2 separate regions of the Mus musculus genome follow, and region 2 is linked to region 1. A link is a loop called in an ENCODE intact Hi-C map of the cell type or tissue named here. Cell type or tissue: left cerebral cortex. All regions are shown on one strand. Each heading gives the region's core, and the rest is flanking DNA. Links, peaks and the distances in the headings are about the cores only. Region 1 overlaps Dst (dystonin). Region 2 overlaps Dst (dystonin).

Region 1 (4,393 bases), core at 166-4,165:
AAAATGCATGTTTGTGCTTATAGGTTATGGGAATTGGAGTTTTCCCACAGAGTCTGGCCTGTGACAGTCACATAGAAAGTCTGTCCATGTTTGATGAAAGACAAACTTTAGAAGGCTTGGGATACGTGATAGGTAGGAGTCAGCGCCTGCCTTCTGCCTGGCTTTTATTACATCGCCCTCAGGATTCAGAACTGACCATGTTTGTACACCCAACCTGGGGATTGTTTTTTCTTCTCACAGGGTTGTCCAGCGTTTTAATTTCTTATCTGTATGTTCGCAGCTATCCTGGGAAGTGTGTGGCTTATGGTCCATAGGTTGCACGTGCTTACATCTTTGTGGCACCTGTTCTGGTGTCTTTCTGTTGAAGGTAGTGTCCAGGCTTAGCTTTCTCCTGCAGTGACTTTTATCTTCTCCAGTGTAGGTTTGAAGAAAGCAGTGGCGGTTTCTTGTTATGAGCTCTTAGAGCCCACGTATGTCGGAACTCTAGCCTACTCTAAAGCACGGAATCGGTGGGAGCTGGGTGTGGTGGCACGAGTCTGCAGTCAGGCTCCGCAGGAGGTGGAGGCTCAGGAGCTTTAGAGTCCAGCGATTCTGGATAATACCGGGAATCGAGGAGGAAACGCCCGAAGAGAAAAGGAAGGAGGCAGGAGACTCAGGGTTGAAAATCCCATCAAAGACAGCATTTCCTATAGGGCCTGTCTCAGGGTTTCTATCACTGTGACCCAAAAGAAACTGCAGAGGAAGGAGTTTATTTGGCTTGCACTCCCACATTGTAGTCTACCCCTGAAGGAAGTCAGGACAGGAACTCAAACAGCACAGGAACCTGTAGGCAGGAACTCATGCAGAGACCATGGAGGGGTGCTGCTTACTGCCTTGTTCACCAATGAATGGCTTGCTCATCCTGCTTGCTTACAGGACCCAAGGCCCAGGGATGTCAGCACCCATAATGGGCTGGCCTCTCCCACATCAATCACTAATTAAACAGAGTTCTACAGGCTAGCCCAATCTTAGAGAGGCATTTTCTTATGGGAAGTTCCTTCCTCTCCAGTGAAGGTCAGCTGAGTCTGGACGCTACCTCATAGCTTATGTCAAGTTGATATAAGTCTAGCCAGAACAGGCAGGGCCTTTTTTATAAGCATGACAGATGGTCCTGTGAACAGTTAAATGTTTAAAGTTAGAAGCCTTTCTCTTTTTTTTTTTTTCCATTTTTTATTAGGTATTTAACTCATTTACATTTCCAATGCTATACCAAAAGTCCCCCATATCCACCCACCCCCACTCCCCTGCCCACCCACTCCCCCTTTTTGGCCCTGGTATTCCCCTGTACTGGGGCATATAAAGTTTAGAAGCCTTTCTCTTATAGTAAGAAGTGGGCCTTCTGAAGACCTCTGCTGATGTAGCTACTTAGGTATAGATGGTCATGGACCAGTGTTCTGATTATGAAGTTAGTGGTTTTTTTTTTCTTTTTTTCTTTTCAGTCCTTCTCCCTATTGTCTTTCCTCTTCTTTTCGTCTTCCTTTCCCCAGAAACCTCTGCATGTCCTCTCTCTGCTTGGTAGCATGGTCATTGCTGGGAATGCAAAGATAAAAACATAAAACAGGGCCATTGCTGTTAATTGTTCTGAGCGTGGTCTATTTGCTGGACTCCTCAGCTGAGAACTGACCCTGCAGCCTGGGAGGGCAGGCTGCTGTTGCCATGGGAACATAGGACGTTGTTTTGCTTAGTCTGGAGAATGATCTGCAATAGCTTCGGTTTTGAATGAGAGTTTATTATGTAAGTAAAAGAATAAACGGGGGTAGCTGACTGCAGAACACTGCCAAAGCATGCACTCAAAACACTCAGCAAGAGATTCCCCTGGGAAGCCTCCCTGGGGCAGTGAGCGCTGGGCGTGCCCTCCAGTGAGTGTCCCAGTAAGAGCAGCAGAGAGATAACATCAGACTGGGCACTTAGCATCATCCATCAGTAAACTCACTAGGGAAGTTGTGGTCAGCCAGACTGCCTACTGAAGAGATTCCCGCAAATGAACTCCCCACCCCCTTCTTGTTCTGACTGCAGGTGTTATTATATTATGGGATAAACAATAGTAACCTCTGCTGGGAATGGTTACATTTTGGCTGTTTTTAAGGGTCTAAGTTTTTAACACCCTTAGCTGTGTTTCTTTCTAGTTACAGAGTTAGGGACCCTCTAAGAGCTTTCTATTGACAGGGATTTTGGAGGTCGGGAGGGACTCCTTACTCCCAGGTTCACTTTTAAGAGGCTTACACAAGCACGTGACATTTTGCCAATATAATGCACATACGAGGAGTCCAACGGTGTGTGATGGGGACCAGACTAACCAGAATACTGAGAGTAATTAAAGGAAATGGAACCAAAGGGCACCTGCCAGACACACTAACAAATGGTATTTGTGCTGAAGGGTTGTCCAGGGGACCTCTTGGAGGAGGTGCTCCGGCAGGGCTTGTGGTAACTGACTTGCAGTTCTCCCTTCAGCCACTTGGGAGCATAGAAACACTGGGTAGTGAAACTGACTGAGACCTGAGCAGGTGGAGGACATCTCCCAACAGTCAGACAGCTTCTGCCTTAAAGGTGTGTGTGTGTGTGTGTGTGTGTGTGTGTGTGTGTGTGTGTGTGTGTGTGTGTGTGTGTGTGTGTGTGTGCTGTCTGTCTACAGAAGGTTTTGCCTATAAAAGAAGGGTGCTCAGGAACATGTAGGTCCCCCCCCCCCTTCTGGGAAACTTAATTCTTCTTATTCTGTAGTAATAACTGGACTATAATTACTGCTGTGCTGAGTTGTATATTAATCTGTTTGTAGTGTTGTTTTATTAGCGGACACTCTTCCAAGCTAGCTAACAAAAGCCACTCTGAGCCTTAGGTAACCACATACTATACCTTAAACACATTTATTCAGCCGTAGGAAATGTAGGTGATGAGGTGAGTTCCTTGTGAGGCCAGACCACCATTCCTTGATGGAAATGGCCATTTATTTACAAAAGCTTTGAGCTTTTTCCCTCTCCCCATTCAGTCAGATATGCATGCCTCCCTCCCCTTCCTGTTCTCTCTCCCACCCTGCCTTGATTCATTCATGAAAGAAAAAAATATACCTAGGAAATGTTGGGCTGGATCAAGGCAGACAGAAGGGCTTTGAAATGCCAGTTATTGTATTTCCCACACAATCTGGAGCTTGCACTTATTTATGTGTCTGTGGACATTTGGTAATATGTAATGGACTTTGGAATGTGCAACCTCACTATGAACAGCAAGTCCCCAAGATAAACACTAGAAACCTCCTTCTTCCAGGTCTGTCTCTGTGTTGTTCATGGTTCCATTCACAGTAGCTGTTAAAATATGTGCTCGTTGTTTTATTGAATGAATTCAGTAGAACTCCTAGGACAGAGAAGTCTCACATTAAAAAACCCCTAATCTTAGAAAGTATATAATGAGAACAAGGTCAGGGGAAAACCTTGTGTAATCACATAGCAACTAGGAAAGAAACAAACAAAAAACCTATCTATCTATCTATCTATCTATCTATCTATCTAAATAGATAAATAGATAAATAGATAGATAGAGGAGTAGAAGGAGAGGTGGAGGAAGGAGTTTTAGTTTTAAGGAAATATATAGTCATCAGAGTGGCAGAAACGCTTACAGCGTCCTGGCCTTCAGCCTCCACGGACTGTGTTCACGGGGTAGGGACCAGCACCTGCTGGGATCTGGGATCTGGGATCTGGGATCTGGGATCTGGGATCTGGGAGAGCTGCCCGTGAAATTCACCTTTGCTTTGTTGTTCTCTGAGCTTGGGGAAGGCAAGCAAGTAACTTACGAGGTTTTGGCCAAAAGCAAAGGCCAGACTTACCAGTCAGTTTCTGTGCATGATCATTCAAAAGCAATGGTGACCTGAGTGGTCAGCTCATGAAGACAGATTAACCCTTGGTCTGAGTTGTCAAAGGGAGCTCCAGGCACCTGGCATTTCAGAGGTCGTGTAGCAGGTTTTAATATTCACCAGAACTGAGAAACCCCCACTATGCCTTCTCACTCGGCTTCTCACGTTGCTGGGATGGCACTCATGAGCCGCATCACCTGGCTTCTTTTTTGTTGACAGTAAACTTTGTTAGCTTGCATCGAGAAATACATTAAAGAGCGAGAATACATTCGTCACCTCTCTGTATCTTTGTCTGTAGCTTGTGTTTACTGGACTGTCTGTTGTCTGCGTGTTCTGTGTGCCTGTGCCTGTCTGTATGCTGTCTGATGTCTGTCTCTGTCTGTGTCCAACAAAAGGCTGTGCTCTGTTTGTATTGAACAGCTCAGAAACTGTGGCGTGGGAAGGGAGCAAGGAATTCTTTACAGAAATCCTTAAACAGACTTTTACAAGGAAAGACATTTTTCTGAGCCCAAC
Region 2 (4,393 bases), core at 174-4,173, 100 kb after region 1:
CACCTCACATGCCTCTGTGTTCTTCCCAGGGTTGCAAAGCTGCGTGATGAGATTATGGCCTTAAGGAACGAATGTTCTTCGGTGTACAGCAAAGGACGCATGCTGACCACGGAACAGACCAAGCTCATGATATCAGGAATCACTCAAAGCTTAAACTCAGGATTTGCACAAACCTTACACCCCAGCCTGAACTCAGGGCTAACCCAGAGTTTAACCCCTTCCTTGACGTCTTCTAGCGTGACTTCTGGCTTGTCGTCCGGGATGACTTCCCGCCTGACACCATCAGTTACTCCGGTGTATGCACCTGGGTTCCCTTCAGTTGTAGCTCCAAACTTCAGTTTAGGGGTAGAGCCAAATTCATTACAGACTCTGAAGCTAATGCAGATCCGAAAGCCCCTTCTCAAGTCGTCTTTGCTGGATCAGAACTTGACAGAAGAGGAAGTCAATATGAAATTTGTTCAAGATCTCTTGAACTGGGTTGATGAGATGCAGGTAATGTTTATCTCAGTTGTCCAGTCTTATTCTTGAAACAACAACTACTACTTTCTTCTTCTTTCTTCTCCTCCTCCTCCTTTTCTTCCTTTTCCTCTTCCTTCTCCTCTTCCTCCTCCTCCTTCTTCTGTAAATCATTATTTTACTCTTTTAGGTGCAGCTGGACCGCACTGAATGGGGCTCAGATTTGCCAAGTGTTGAAAGCCATTTAGAAAACCATAAAAATGTTCACCGAGCCATTGAAGAATTTGAATCCAGCCTTAAGGAAGCTAAAATTAGTGAGGTATATGAATTTTTGTGCTTTTAAATATTTTATTGTATTTTGATACTATTTTCTTTTTACTTAAAGACCCTGTAACTCAGTAATTAGTATTAGTCAGAACTTAGCGTCCCTAACTCCCCATGCCTTTGCTTCCATATTTTAGATTCAGATGACAGCGCCTCTGAAACTCTCTTACACAGATAAGTTGCACAGATTAGAGAGTCAGTACGCTAAACTCTTGGTAAGTATTTTCTTTTTCTTTTTAATTTGTTTGCTTTAAGTGTTCTGTTTTATGCCTGTTGCGAAAGGATCTGACTCTTACAATGGGTTTTCCTTAAAAAGAATACATCCAGAAATCAGGAGCGACATCTCGATACACTCCACAACTTTGTAACCCGCGCAACTAACGAGCTTATCTGGTTGAATGAAAAGGAGGAGTCGGAAGTTGCTTATGATTGGAGTGAGAGAAACAGCAGTGTCGCCCGGAAGAAAAGCTACCACGCGGTGAGTCGGCTGCGCTTGGCTCAGGTGCCAGCGCTGGACCTGAAGAGCTTGCCGTATTTCTGATACGCTTCCTGATGCTTCCTCGCTAGGAGCTGATGCGGGAGCTGGAGCAGAAGGAGGAGAGCATTAAAGCTGTTCAGGAGATCGCAGAGCAGCTGCTTCTGGAAAACCACCCAGCCCGCTTGACCATCGAGGTAAGAAAGGTCGAGGCGTGGGCTGATGCATCAGCAACCATAAACCTTGCCCGCTAGTTCAAAACAAAACAAAACACTTCTGAGTGCTTACTACAGTGTGGCTCGAAAATAACTGTCCCAACAAGTCATGCTGATCTTCTCTTCACCATCTCTTAGGATAAAGGTAGCAGGTTATTTTTAGGACCCATGGAGCTCCTTGTGGGTAAATTCATCTGATGGTGTTCTGTGTACTTACCATGTGTAACAAGCAGAAATGTAGCTTAGTTTGAGGGAGCAAATAATATTATGTGTTGCTAGATCCCCAGAGGCAGCTAAGTGTACATCTGTAGGAACACGTGCCTGACCACAGGACAGGAGCAGTGTGACATTCGCTAGATCAGGCTTTAGACATCCTTAATGCACACAGAGCGCCCCCTCCTGGGAGGCCAGGAATTGCACCTTCTACATAAACAGGTTTCACAATTCATGAATTAGATGTGCTTTCTACAGTATTTTTTCTTTATGAAAGATAAATACGCTGCATTAAATAAGAAGCCCTCAAATAGATGAGTGTTTTAAATATTATTATATATTAAATGTAATAATTCCAATGATCTGCCCAGCTTTCACTGTGTCTCCTCCCTCAGGCGTACAGAGCGGCCATGCAGACACAGTGGAGCTGGATCCTACAGCTGTGCCAGTGCGTGGAGCAGCACATTCAGGAGAACTCTGCCTATTTCGAGGTACGTCGGTAGAGTCACAGCGTGAACACACAGCATTGCTGTTTGGGCCGAGGTGCAGAACTACCACAAAGAAACAATGTGCAGAGCACACGGGGAGTAAGCCAGTACGTTCTTTTCAGGACCTAAGTGCTGCTGTCTCATCCTAGAGGGGAAACTCTGGCCTTTAAGGAAGAAATCCTATGGCTGGATGATGGCTTTAGTTGGCAAAGTGTTTGCACTGAGTTCATTTCCCAGAAACTATACTTATGAAAAAATAAAGTGAGTGGAAGATCCTGAGACTTGCTGGCCAGCCAGCCTAGACAAATAATGAGACATTTATTAATAATTAGTTATACTTGTTATTTGATAATACTTATTAATATAATTAATCAATATAATATGTTTATATATTTGTAATATACATATATAATATAGTATAATGTATTATATATGATAAATAGAAATATAATATGGATAGAAGTATAATAATAAAAATTATTATTATTTTATAATAATGGATAATAATAATTATTATATAGGCTCAGTGAGAGAGCCTATCTCAAAGAAACAGGGTGGAGAGAAATGAAGAAGCCTCCAGTTGTTGACCTCTGATTTGCACACACACAAATACTGCACAAAAAAGATCACTCTAAAAATTTGTTCAATATTAAGGAAAAATATATACTATAGAGTCAACCACATAAAGACTTCATTTTTTCCTTTAGAAATTTTAATATATTGTATGAAATTCCACCCCTACTTAAAAGATTGATTGAACCCTAAAGGAAAACAGACTTTTGATCAAAATAATATAAAGCCCAAACATAATGCATAATATACATGTACATTTTGCATAATTAATATTCATCTGTAGCCACCCAAGTTAAAGATTAGTTTGAGCTTCAGAAAGGATGTTGCTGTTGTTGCTTTGTGCTTTGGTTCTGTCCTGGCTTGTCAGCGGCGCACAGAGGGCCTGGCACCAGATTTGACAGCTCTGCGCTTTACTGGCATTGAGTGTACCACAGCTGCCAAGTTTTCTCTCTTTAGTTTTTCAATGATGCCAAAGAAGCCACTGATTACCTAAGGAATCTGAAAGATGCCATCCAGCGCAAGTACAGCTGTGACAGGTCCAGCAGCATTCACAAACTGGAAGACCTTGTCCAGGAGTCCATGGTAAGGATGCAGAAACTCTGGGCTTTGTCATACAAACAACAGGGTAGATTAGTGTTTTGTTCTATGTTTCTATGTTCTATGTTACATACAGATTTGTACTTCAGACACACAGCTGACTCATTCAACTGAGACTTTGGCTTGGGTAGTTTTTGATGATGTTTAAACTGCTTTAGCAGTGATGTGTGTGGTCAGTTTTCATTTCTGGAGATATAACAATGGACAAAGCAAGCAGGAATCACCCTGTCTTGTGGTGCCTAGATATTAAAGGGTAGCAACACAGTCATACATTAAATAAACAAAATGCTTGTAGACTGTTACATTGTAGTAACAGCAACAAGGAAACAAAATAACCGTAGACTGGTACATAGTAGTAACACAAGGGAAACAACACCATAGACTGGTACATAGTAGTAACAGCAACAAGGAAACAAAATAACCATAGACTGGTACATAGTAGTAACGGAAACAAAATAACCAGAAAAAAGGAAGGAAGAGGGCTTCAAGAGGGATGGGAGATGTGGAAGGTGTCCCCAGTAGTCAGGGCATTCTTCAGTGATGATGGTTTGTGTGAGGCCCTGTGGGATGGGAAGTTTGAATCATTAATTTTCAAGTCCCGCCGTGTTTGCTACCTAGGAGGAAAAGGAGGAGCTCCTGCAGTACCGGAGTGTGGTGGCAGGGCTGATGGGGCGAGCGAAGACAGTGGTGCAGCTGAAGCCGAGGAATCCTGACAACCCACTCAAGACGTCCATCCCCATCAAAGCCATCTGCGACTACAGACAGATTGAGGTACCTGTAATTCTCAAAGCAGACTGGATATTAAATGACGTCATAACGCTTTCTAGCCAGAAGGCATTTCTCTGTCTCATAAGATATATATATATTATTATATATATAATAATTCTAAAGATCGAGTGTGGAGGAAGATGAATTGATGGTGACCTCAGCTTTCCTTTCTTCCATTTAAAACCAGATAACCATTTACAAAGACGATGAGTGTGTCTTGGCAAACAACTCTCATCGAGCTAAATGGAAGGTCATCAGTCCTACTGGGAACGAGGCCATGGTCC

The links. Hi-C counts contacts between places; a loop is a spot of excess contacts. Peaks named below come from ENCODE experiments on the same cell type or tissue, not always from the same donor. Only the 100,000 strongest peaks of a DNase experiment are listed, where the experiment ranks them.
Region 2: a loop joins it to region 1, with 8 times the contacts of the local background. A loop is called at or near these places in 17 of 42 quality-filtered maps.

The regions. Positions count from the first base shown.
Region 1 is chr1:34,058,833-34,063,225 of GRCm38, forward strand. All of the region lies in intron 4 of Dst (dystonin), which reads left to right. Among named protein-coding and RNA genes, the nearest start is that of Mir6896, 56 kb to the right of the region's middle. In left cerebral cortex, for the core only: a CTCF peak has its summit at 2,472; DNase peaks (open chromatin) are centred at 522, 1,785 and 2,481; H3K4me3 peaks cover 304 bases; H3K27ac peaks cover 564 bases.
Region 2 is chr1:34,162,980-34,167,372 of GRCm38, forward strand. It overlaps Dst (dystonin), which reads left to right. Exons shown (of 103, transcript NM_001276764.1): 17 at 30-492; 18 at 647-775; 19 at 918-995; 20 at 1,097-1,258; 21 at 1,348-1,452; 22 at 2,079-2,174; 23 at 3,201-3,326; 24 at 3,963-4,112; 25 at 4,297-4,393. Gm26788 (predicted gene, 26788) reads right to left here. Exons shown (of 3, transcript NR_165804.1): 3 at 2,866-4,116. Among named protein-coding and RNA genes, the nearest start is that of Gm26788, 13 kb to the right of the region's middle. In left cerebral cortex, for the core only: a CTCF peak has its summit at 1,868 (motif pointing left); a DNase peak (open chromatin) is centred at 1,857; H3K27ac peaks cover 685 bases.